Regions from separate parts of the Homo sapiens genome. Here region 1 is linked to region 2. Evidence: chromatin contacts called from ENCODE Hi-C or POLR2A ChIA-PET data. All regions are on one chromosome and are shown on one strand. Each heading gives the region's core, a stretch centred on a gene start or an enhancer-like site at or near the end of the contact. The rest is flanking DNA. Distances are from core to core; before and after follow the strand shown. Region 1 holds the start of YTHDF1 (YTH N6-methyladenosine RNA binding protein F1). Region 2 holds the start of MTG2 (mitochondrial ribosome associated GTPase 2).

What was found. Hi-C counts contacts between places; a loop is a spot of excess contacts on that map. ChIA-PET counts read pairs that join two places held with the same protein, here RNA polymerase II (POLR2A). Pooled maps may share reads with other maps.
Region 1: a map of CD4-positive, alpha-beta T cell shows a loop between it and region 2 (8-fold over the local background). The contact joins the promoter of YTHDF1 here to the promoter of MTG2 in region 2. A Hi-C loop is called at or near these places in 1 of 168 maps with a recorded cell type or tissue (CD4-positive, alpha-beta T cell), 1 of 37 single-sample maps with no recorded cell type and 11 of 50 pooled maps. POLR2A ChIA-PET finds 5 or more read pairs at or near these places in 1 of 52 experiments (H1).

Annotation. Positions count from the first base shown.
Region 1 is chr20:63,213,457-63,217,655 of GRCh38, reverse strand. YTHDF1 (YTH N6-methyladenosine RNA binding protein F1) reads left to right here and starts at 1,525. Exons shown (of 5, transcript NM_017798.4): 1 at 1,525-1,790; 2 at 2,055-2,079; 3 at 3,713-3,792. The coding sequence starts at 1,764. RefSeq lists silencers at 1,173-1,452, 1,583-1,652.
Region 2 is chr20:62,180,395-62,184,577 of GRCh38, reverse strand. MTG2 (mitochondrial ribosome associated GTPase 2) reads right to left here and starts at 1,550. Exons shown (of 7, transcript NM_015666.4): 1 at 1,521-1,550. It overlaps SS18L1 (SS18L1 subunit of BAF chromatin remodeling complex), which reads right to left. Exons shown (of 11, transcript NM_198935.3): 11 at 2,064-4,183. RefSeq lists silencers at 1,332-1,501, 1,508-1,692, 1,732-1,921.

The sequences.
Region 1 (4,199 bases), core at 276-2,775, 1.0 Mb before region 2:
CACAGAAGCAGGTGGCAGGGTGCCCCCAGGGACCCCACTGTCCCTACAATCCCCACACATCTTCTCCATGTGGGCCACCATCCTGGAAACGTGCTGTTCATTTTCGGATGTACCCCAAATGCACAGATTTCATCCTGGCCTGAGATGTCTGCCCATGGCCCAAACACATCAAAGTCCCAGGGGATCCAGATTCATCCTCAGGGCACCAGACATCCCCCAGCTCTGTTCCAGGGAAACAAGCCCAGCCCGCTTTCCCCAGCTTTAGGCGAGGCAGGGCTCCAGGGAGACCTGGAGCAACTTGGAGCAGCAGTCCTCTCTGTGGCTGACCGGCCTGCTGGGGGCAGTTTCCACCTCCTCCTGCAGCAGTGTGAGAGGCTGTCTGCTACCCCACTGATGCGGATGTCCAGGCTTGGAGCCGTCTTGGGACTCCATTGCCGTCCCTGCTGTCACTGTTCACCCTGCTTAGCGCATCTGCCCGGGCCCACTTTGTGGAAAACACTCATTTGACGTCAACCTGCCTGACACCCCATTCCAGGTCTTTCTCCTTTAGCAGGACCCAGATCCAGGCCACGTGAAGATGTTACAGCTGCCAGAGCTGGAAAGAAAAATATCAACCTGGAAGCCTCTGTAGGGAGTTAGCCACAAGGGTGGCAGGATTGGATACTGGCTGCAGGGAGCGAAATTCAACACCTTGACCAGAAGGGCGTCCAGGTTGGGGATGCTGAGGGGTTAGGAACTGAGAACTGGGCTCTCTTTGCACAGTTGCTGCTAAGAAGGGGCTGTCCATCCTCGAACAAAGATGACAAGTCCCCTGGCCCGGCCTAGGCTGGGGCACAGAGCACTGCTTTTCCTCCTGGTGATGAAATCGGGGTCAAGAATCTAACATGAGAACTTGGTTATAAGCCGGCGAGCCTCTCGCAGGTCCAGGGGTGCATCCACACAACAGCTGACCTCCGGGACCGGGCCCAGGGCTCCGCTGCGGCTGAAGGCCAGGGCCGCAAAGCGAACAAAGCCCGCAGGTCCCGCGGCAAGGGCCGAGGCGCGCGACCTGGAACACGCGGGGGCTCGGAGCTCTGGGCGGGCAGGTGTTTGCGCGCGGGGGAAGGGCAGACCGACCCCGGACAGACCCGTAGCCCAGCTGTCGGACCAGAACAGCGTTTAGTCTTCGGACCTTGGGGAAAACTACAGAGGCCTCAGTGCCGGTAGCGCGTCGGGGGTGCGGCTGTGGCCGGGGTGTGTGTGGGCGGCTGTACACCTGGCAGCAGCCCGCCAGCCCCTTCCCGCCAGGCCCCGCGGCGCCTCCGGACACGCCCCACGTGACTTCCCCGGCTCAGGGCTTCCCCGCCCAGCCGGCTGCGGTCCCCGCCCCGCCGCACGAGACTGGGACCTGAGAGCGAAATCCATCCCGTAAGACGGGAGCGCGCAGGCGCGAAGTGTGGCGGCCCGGCGCGGCGCTCCCGGCCTGCCCCGCGTGCACGCTGACGCCGCGCAGTCTCGTCCCCTGCCGCCGCCGTCGCCGCTGCTGTCGCCGCCGCCGCCGCCATTGGAGTCGACGCCTCCTCAGTGCGTCCGCGTCCCGGGCTCACCGCCGCTGCCGCCTCGCCAGGGGCCCGCGCGCCCAGCAGCCGCCGCCGCCGCCCGGCCGGCGCCCGGGGAATTGGCGGCGGGGCCCGGGGCCGCGCGAGCTAGGGTGACAGGCCCGGCCTCTAGGGGAGGCCCGAGCCGGCGGGCGCCCCGGCCCCGCGTCTAGTTGTTCATGAAGCATGTCGGCCACCAGCGTGGACACCCAGGTAGCGGGGCCGGGTTACAGGGGCCGCGGCCGGGGCCGAGGCGCGGGGTCTGGGTTGAGGTCCTGGGGCTGGAACGCAGAGCCCGGGGTCGCGGAGGCCGGGCCCAGGCGGGACCGGGGTCTCGGGGCCGGGGTCGCACGTGACCGCGCGTCGGGGCCGGCGGAGCTCGCGGCCCGTTGGAGACCAGTTCTCTGGTGAATAACTTTGTGTTTCCCTCTTCCCCCGGGTTGTGTGTACCCCACGTCCCGGCCTGCGGCGGTGCAGAGAACAAAAGGACAAGATAATAAAGGTGAGCGGAGTCCCGGGACGGCCGGCGCGGGCTGGAGTGGAGGAGGACGGGGAAGGAACGGTCCAGGAAGCTGCGTCTGGAACCGGAAACTTTCTCTCTTCCGCCAGCTTCAGGGAGATAAAACTTGAGGTTGTGCGACGATTCTGGGAGATTTGACAGGTCGAAGACAGGGGCTTCTCAAGAAGTGAATAAATGATTGCTCAGAGTAGTTTGGGCCCGTCTCTCCCCACCGCATGATCATGGATTTGCTTTGGGGAAGGGGAGGTAGGAGAGCCGGGTGGACATGGCCGCAGGGGTTGAGCGACTTGCCTTTTTCCGCCCAGCAGGGGCTGCTCTAGGAGAGGGGCAGTCCAAGGTTCTGCAGGCTAAGCTCCACATCCCCGGTAGTTGCAGCCCGTTTTCCAAGTCTGTTAGCATCTCCTGTGACATTATGGCTTGGGATAAACCCTCAGAGCGCACTCATGTGAAAACTGTTAAGTGACACTTCACGTTTACTTGGAACACTTTTTTAGCCAGTTTGTGTGTCAGCTCAGGTGTAACCAAATACGGTTCATCGTGTTTTAAGATTGGAAAAGGCCCAGCACTTTATTTACCTTTGCTTGCTTTTTCTGGCTGAGCATAATAACAGTGGGAAGGTAAGTGGTGTAAAAGGAAAACCAGTCTTGGGGCACCCAAATCACTGAGCCAAAGGGAGAAAGCTACGCTGAGAACTGCTGAGGGCAAACCTGCCTCCCATTCTATTCCTGAAAAAGATAGCTTCTAAGACAAAAAAAGTTACATACTTCCCCCACAGTTTGCCCACAAGGAAATTCCTGGTGGACAAAGGACAGAACTCAGAGTCATTCCTGCTCACTGAGATAAATGCTTATCTGATTGCTTCCTTTGGAAAGGCTAATCAGAAACTCGAAAGAATGCAGCCGTTTGTCTCTTATCTACCTATGACCTGGAAGCCCCCTCCCTGCTTCAAGTTGTCCCGCCTCTCCGGACCAAACCAATGTACATCTTACATTGATGGTTCTCATGTCTCCCTAAAATGTATAAAACTAAGCTGTCCCCCGACTACCTTGGGCACATGTTGTCAAGACCTCCTGAGGTTGTATCATGGGTGTGTCCTTAACCTTGGCAAAATAAATTTTCTAAATTAACTGAGACCTGTCTCAGATATTTGGGGTTCACTGTGGAGAGTCAGATAATAGCTCCCAACAGTCCTTCAGTTGCAGCCCCTTCCCTCCTAAGTTTTCTTCCCTCCGTTCTCCATACGTTTGGGCATACATTCTGCATTTGGGCTTTTGGAGGCTCCACTTCTTTTTGCCACACATAAGTCTTCTTAGACCATGTCAGTTTTCACCCTGGTTATGTGTTCCTTGCATTATGTGTTAACACTTGATTTGGTTAATCTCACCAAATTACGATTAAGCCTTTATTTAAAATTTATCCTAAATTATTGAAAGTTTCCCGTCCCCCTTCTAATTAGTTGTATAAACATCAGTTCTATACTGGTTGTACTCCTTTTAAAATTAAAGCATAATTTCTGCTAGAAATAGATGGAAATAGACTTTGCTAACTTTGCCTTCCAAGCTTAAAAGTAATCTTTTAAAATTTGAGGGTAATATTTTGCAACTTTTTGTTCTAGTACAAAATGGTTCGTTACATCAGAAGGATACAGTTCATGACAATGACTTTGAGCCCTACCTTACTGGACAGTCAAATCAGGTGAGTTTATTTTGTTAGCATATATTTGTTTTTAAGTTGGTTTTAATTGTTTTGTACCTTTACTGTCATTTCTGATTTTTAAATTATCCTAAACAACAAAGCAGCAGACTATAAAGTATTAGGAATGATAGACTGCTCATGAAGATGTGACTCCTGTTAACCTTGGGCATCAGTGGGGTGAAAATGATTTTCCCTGTGGAGGAGGCGGCATCCCACTGGGGCTGGGATGCAAACAGGTCTAGTTGGCTCTAGTGTTTGTGGGTCAGTGGTGTGTCTTGCCTTTGACGCAGTGGAGGTGTGTGTGTGTTTCTGAAGCTTCCTGGTTATTCTTAGCTCTGGATGATTGGAATTGTGGTCTGGGGAGGCAGCTAAGAGCTGGGCTGTGGAGCGACTGTGGAGCCAGAGGC
Region 2 (4,183 bases), core at 301-2,800:
CAAGAAGCCCTCCCCAGTGACTCTTCTCCCTGTCCCGATCACTGCTGCCTTCCCTGATCCTTTGGAGTCCAGGAGTAGAAACTCCACTGCCACCAGTTCCAGGCTAAAGGACCAACTGTCATTAACCTGCACTCTGCCTTTGCAAACGGTCCCTTTATAAACCCTCCTCAAATCCTCCTGTGAGCATGAAACCTGATTTTTTTTTTTTGGGTATGTTTTTGAGACAGAGTCTCGCTCTGTTGCCTAGGCTGGAGCAGAGTGGTGCGGTCTCGGCTCACTGCAACCTCCACCTCCCAGGTTCAAGCGATTCTCCTGCCTCAGCCTCCCCAGTAGCTGGGATTACAGGCGCCTGCCACCACGCCCGGCTACTTTTTTGTATTTTTAGTAGAGATGGGGTTTCACCATGTTGGCCAGGCTGGTCTTTAACTCCTGACCTCGTGATCTGCCCGCCTTGGCCTCCCAAAGTTCTGGGATTACAGGCGTGAGCCACCGCGCCCAGCGGAAACCTGATTCTTGACTTTACATTTTTTATGCCCATCTAAAGCAGTGGAGGCTGAGACTCACAGAGGTTCAGTCACTTGCCCAAAGTCACATAGTATCCTCTGGCCTCCCTGGCATGCTGCTGACACCTGCATTTTACGGCAGGAATCTTCTCACTGAGGTTCGCCTACACAGACTTCCCAAGGGACTAAGGCCAGGATAATTTCAAAGGAATCCATTTTCTGCCCAAGTTTCGCTACGTTCTCTCTGCTAAAACAGAACTGCCTGAGGACGAACCTGCGTTTAAAACAATTTGAATTCTCCTTTCCCGTCCCCCTTTTATAATGGGTCCTCCCCTTTACAAAAGAAAGGTATTTCTCTAGTGACACTGCCCAACAACCCCTCTAATTCCCACCTACAGGTCTGTGTGAACGCCGTTCCTCGGTATCCACAGCTACGAGAACGTAAATGGGAATAGAACGGGTAACCCGCTCTCACTGGGCAGAAGCCAGCCACGGACAGTGAATTATCTGGAAATGCGTCTCCCTGAGGCGCGTTTACAATACAAAACTTTATTGTTGTTTTATCATCCAAATGTGTATATATTTATGTTGTTTTGTGCAACTGTATACTGCCAATAATCACTTTAAAATGTTTAATACTTAGAGCGCTGGATCAAGGCAAATTCCTAACAACTTGACTCGGAACTCACACACGGCACCCATCCCGTGACAGAGCACCACCGGGGTGGCTGACAAGACTTCTGACCCCAAAACGCGGTTCTGCGGAGAGAGTGGGGCAGGACCGGGGAGCAAGGCGCCGCTCCCCACCGCCCGAGCGCTCGCTACTCCAGGGCCGCAGCGCTCGGTCCCGCCGGGGTTCGCAGCCCGGCAGCCCTCCAGGCCTCTCAGCTCCTAGGCCGGGGCCTCTCCCGCTCCCAGCGCCCCGGTACCCCGCGGCCCAAGCCGAGGCCCCTCCTTGCGCCCGGGCCGCGACCACCCCCCAGGCCCACGCTCCCCGCTCCCCGCTCCCGCACTCACCGGCTCGGGAAAGCACGTCACTTCCGGAGCGTCGCAAGCGGCCGACCACTTCCGGGGCCTTTTGGCTCCGGAAGCCCAAGGCTTGCCCAGTGCGCAGGTGCAGAAAACACGCCGACGGACCGAGAGGCGACCTTGTCCCTGGTAGCGGAAGCAGGAGCAACGGCAGGAGGGATGCGGAGCGCTCAGCTGCAGCCGCGCTTCTCGCCGGCGCCCTCGCTGCCCGAGCACAAGGACAGCCGCCCCGCCCGTTCCACCCGGTGCCCAAGGTCCCCCAGCTTCTCTGACCCCTCCGGCGTTTGCGGAACCTCCCGGGTCTGACGAGGACACCGCCGTTGCCCGAGGAGGCTACGGGGCAACGCAGAGCAGGCAGTGGGGACCGCAGGGCAGCCCCGGGGCGCCGTCCCCACCGCCCTTACCCTGGCTTCGCCTTGCCGCCGCGGGGAATCCGGTGCGGACGCACGCGAACTCTGCCCGGGAGCCGAGGTGACGATCTACCTGGTCTCGGTAATAAGTATTTGCAAAACACATCACACCAAAATCCCGTTAACTTCATGAAAACTCACTTTATAGGATGATTTTTGAAGAACCAGTTTATTAAGAGATTACACCAAAAGCATAAACAATTTATACGTCAAACTCCGACTGAAAAAAAAATAACCGATAAGGATGTTTTTTAAATGTACTGTACTCACAAATAACAAGACAAATTTGACCTGTTCAATAAATAGAAATGAAGTGGCTAAAAATGTTTAAATGGAAATGGAAAACAGTCGTCTTCTTTGTACAGTTTTGAAGGGGTGCCCCCTATTCACGCCTACACGTAGAAAAACCCTGACAAAATCAGAGGTTCACTTAACACTCCAACCATATGAGCGTATTAAGGTTTCTTTTCAGATCTTAGGAGATCTTGTCCACCTTAATCCCATTCACAGATCTTAGGAGATCTTGTCCACCTTAATCCCATCATAAAGACTGTTGGCATGAGTTCTGATGTACTGTTTTAATATGCTGAGTACTGTTGATTCAACAACAAACCTTAATGGGTGATGAGCTTTTGCATACCAATATGAATTTGTCAGCACTTCTGAAAACTGGCCATCATTTTTCAAATTCACAATTTGCTGGATGTCAGGGAACAATAGGAAGAAGAATGAGCGTCAATTTTCATGTCTTCCTTTGCTTCTTCACTGGCCTTCCATAGAAGTAGTCAGAAAAAAACAAAGCACCATCAACCACACTTCACAAACAATTCATGTTGGCCTAAGCTTTGCTCAACATTCATATGACAGAAGATAGAATAATGAAAAGGAACTGCTGGCATCACTTTCCCCATAATATTACATAAAAATGGACAGCACATTAAATAAACATTCTGTTATTAATCATTAAATATATTAACACCAAAAATCATGTATAAATTAGGAAATAAATGTACAAACTATTTTGCAAAGTGCTTTTTAAAATATATACACAACATTCAAGATATTCTTAATGTAAGACATTTCAGATTGAAGTTTTGGGGTAAGTGTCCTTTTCTTTCAGAAAGTATTATTAATACAGCACTTAAAAAAACACACAAACACACAAAAAAGGCATATTCCCAGATTGGCAAGGAATAAAAATAAACTATCTTCACAGTTATCTAAAATGTTTAACATTTTCAGTGGGAAATTTTAGTCCCCGATTGAGTTTGCAAATTAGGTCTATGAAAATTGACAGGAAAAGAACACAATCAAGGGAGATGACTCCCTAACTGAAATTGCTAACGCGTTTGTCAATTAGCAATTAAGAACTCTCATTTCGGTGATCGAATATGAACACATACGTTTATTTTTGAGCCCTTACCAGTGTTAAGGGTTTTAGAAACCCTTAGTGCCTACAAAATAAACACTTCTCTCCCCATTTGTGCGTGACATCCGTCTCCTAGGAGAGGGGAGAATGTCCTAGAACAGGACTGGTATTCAACACAGGCAAGTCCTTTAATCTGTGCCTCAGTTCTTCATCTCTAAAATGGGAACTGTTACCTGCCTCCAGATTTCCTCATAGGGGCTGTCAGAATTAATTCAAGCAAAACACATAAGTGACTTATAAATTCTAAAGCACCCGACTCTGGATAAAGAATTAATTTTAACTTATTTATTTATTTATTTATTTATTTTTTTGAGACGGAATTTCACTCTTGTTGCCTAGGCTCGGGTGCAATGGTGCGATCTTGCCCCACCACAACCTCTGTCTCCTGGGTTCAAGCCATTCTCCTGCCTCAGGTTCCCGAGTAGCTGGGATTACAGGTATGCACCACCATACCTGGCTAATTTTGTATTTTTAGTAGGGACGGGGTTTCTCCATGTTGGTCAGGCTGGTCTCGAACTCCCGACCTCAGGTGATCCGCCCGCTTCGGCCTCCCAAAGTGCTGGGATTACAGGCGTGAACCACCACGCCAAGAATTACTTTTAACTTTTAAAACAAAACATCAATTAAAGAGAAATATCGTTATTACTAGGCCTCATATATCAAGCATTGGATATCTCTTGTATTTTCTTGGTAGTTCTTGGAAATCTGTCAGCATTTATCCAAAGATTTTTTTAAAAGGATTCATAGCAAATATGAATATTATTATTCCAACTAAAGGTTGATCAAATGTCCATGCTACTTGTTAATTGAAA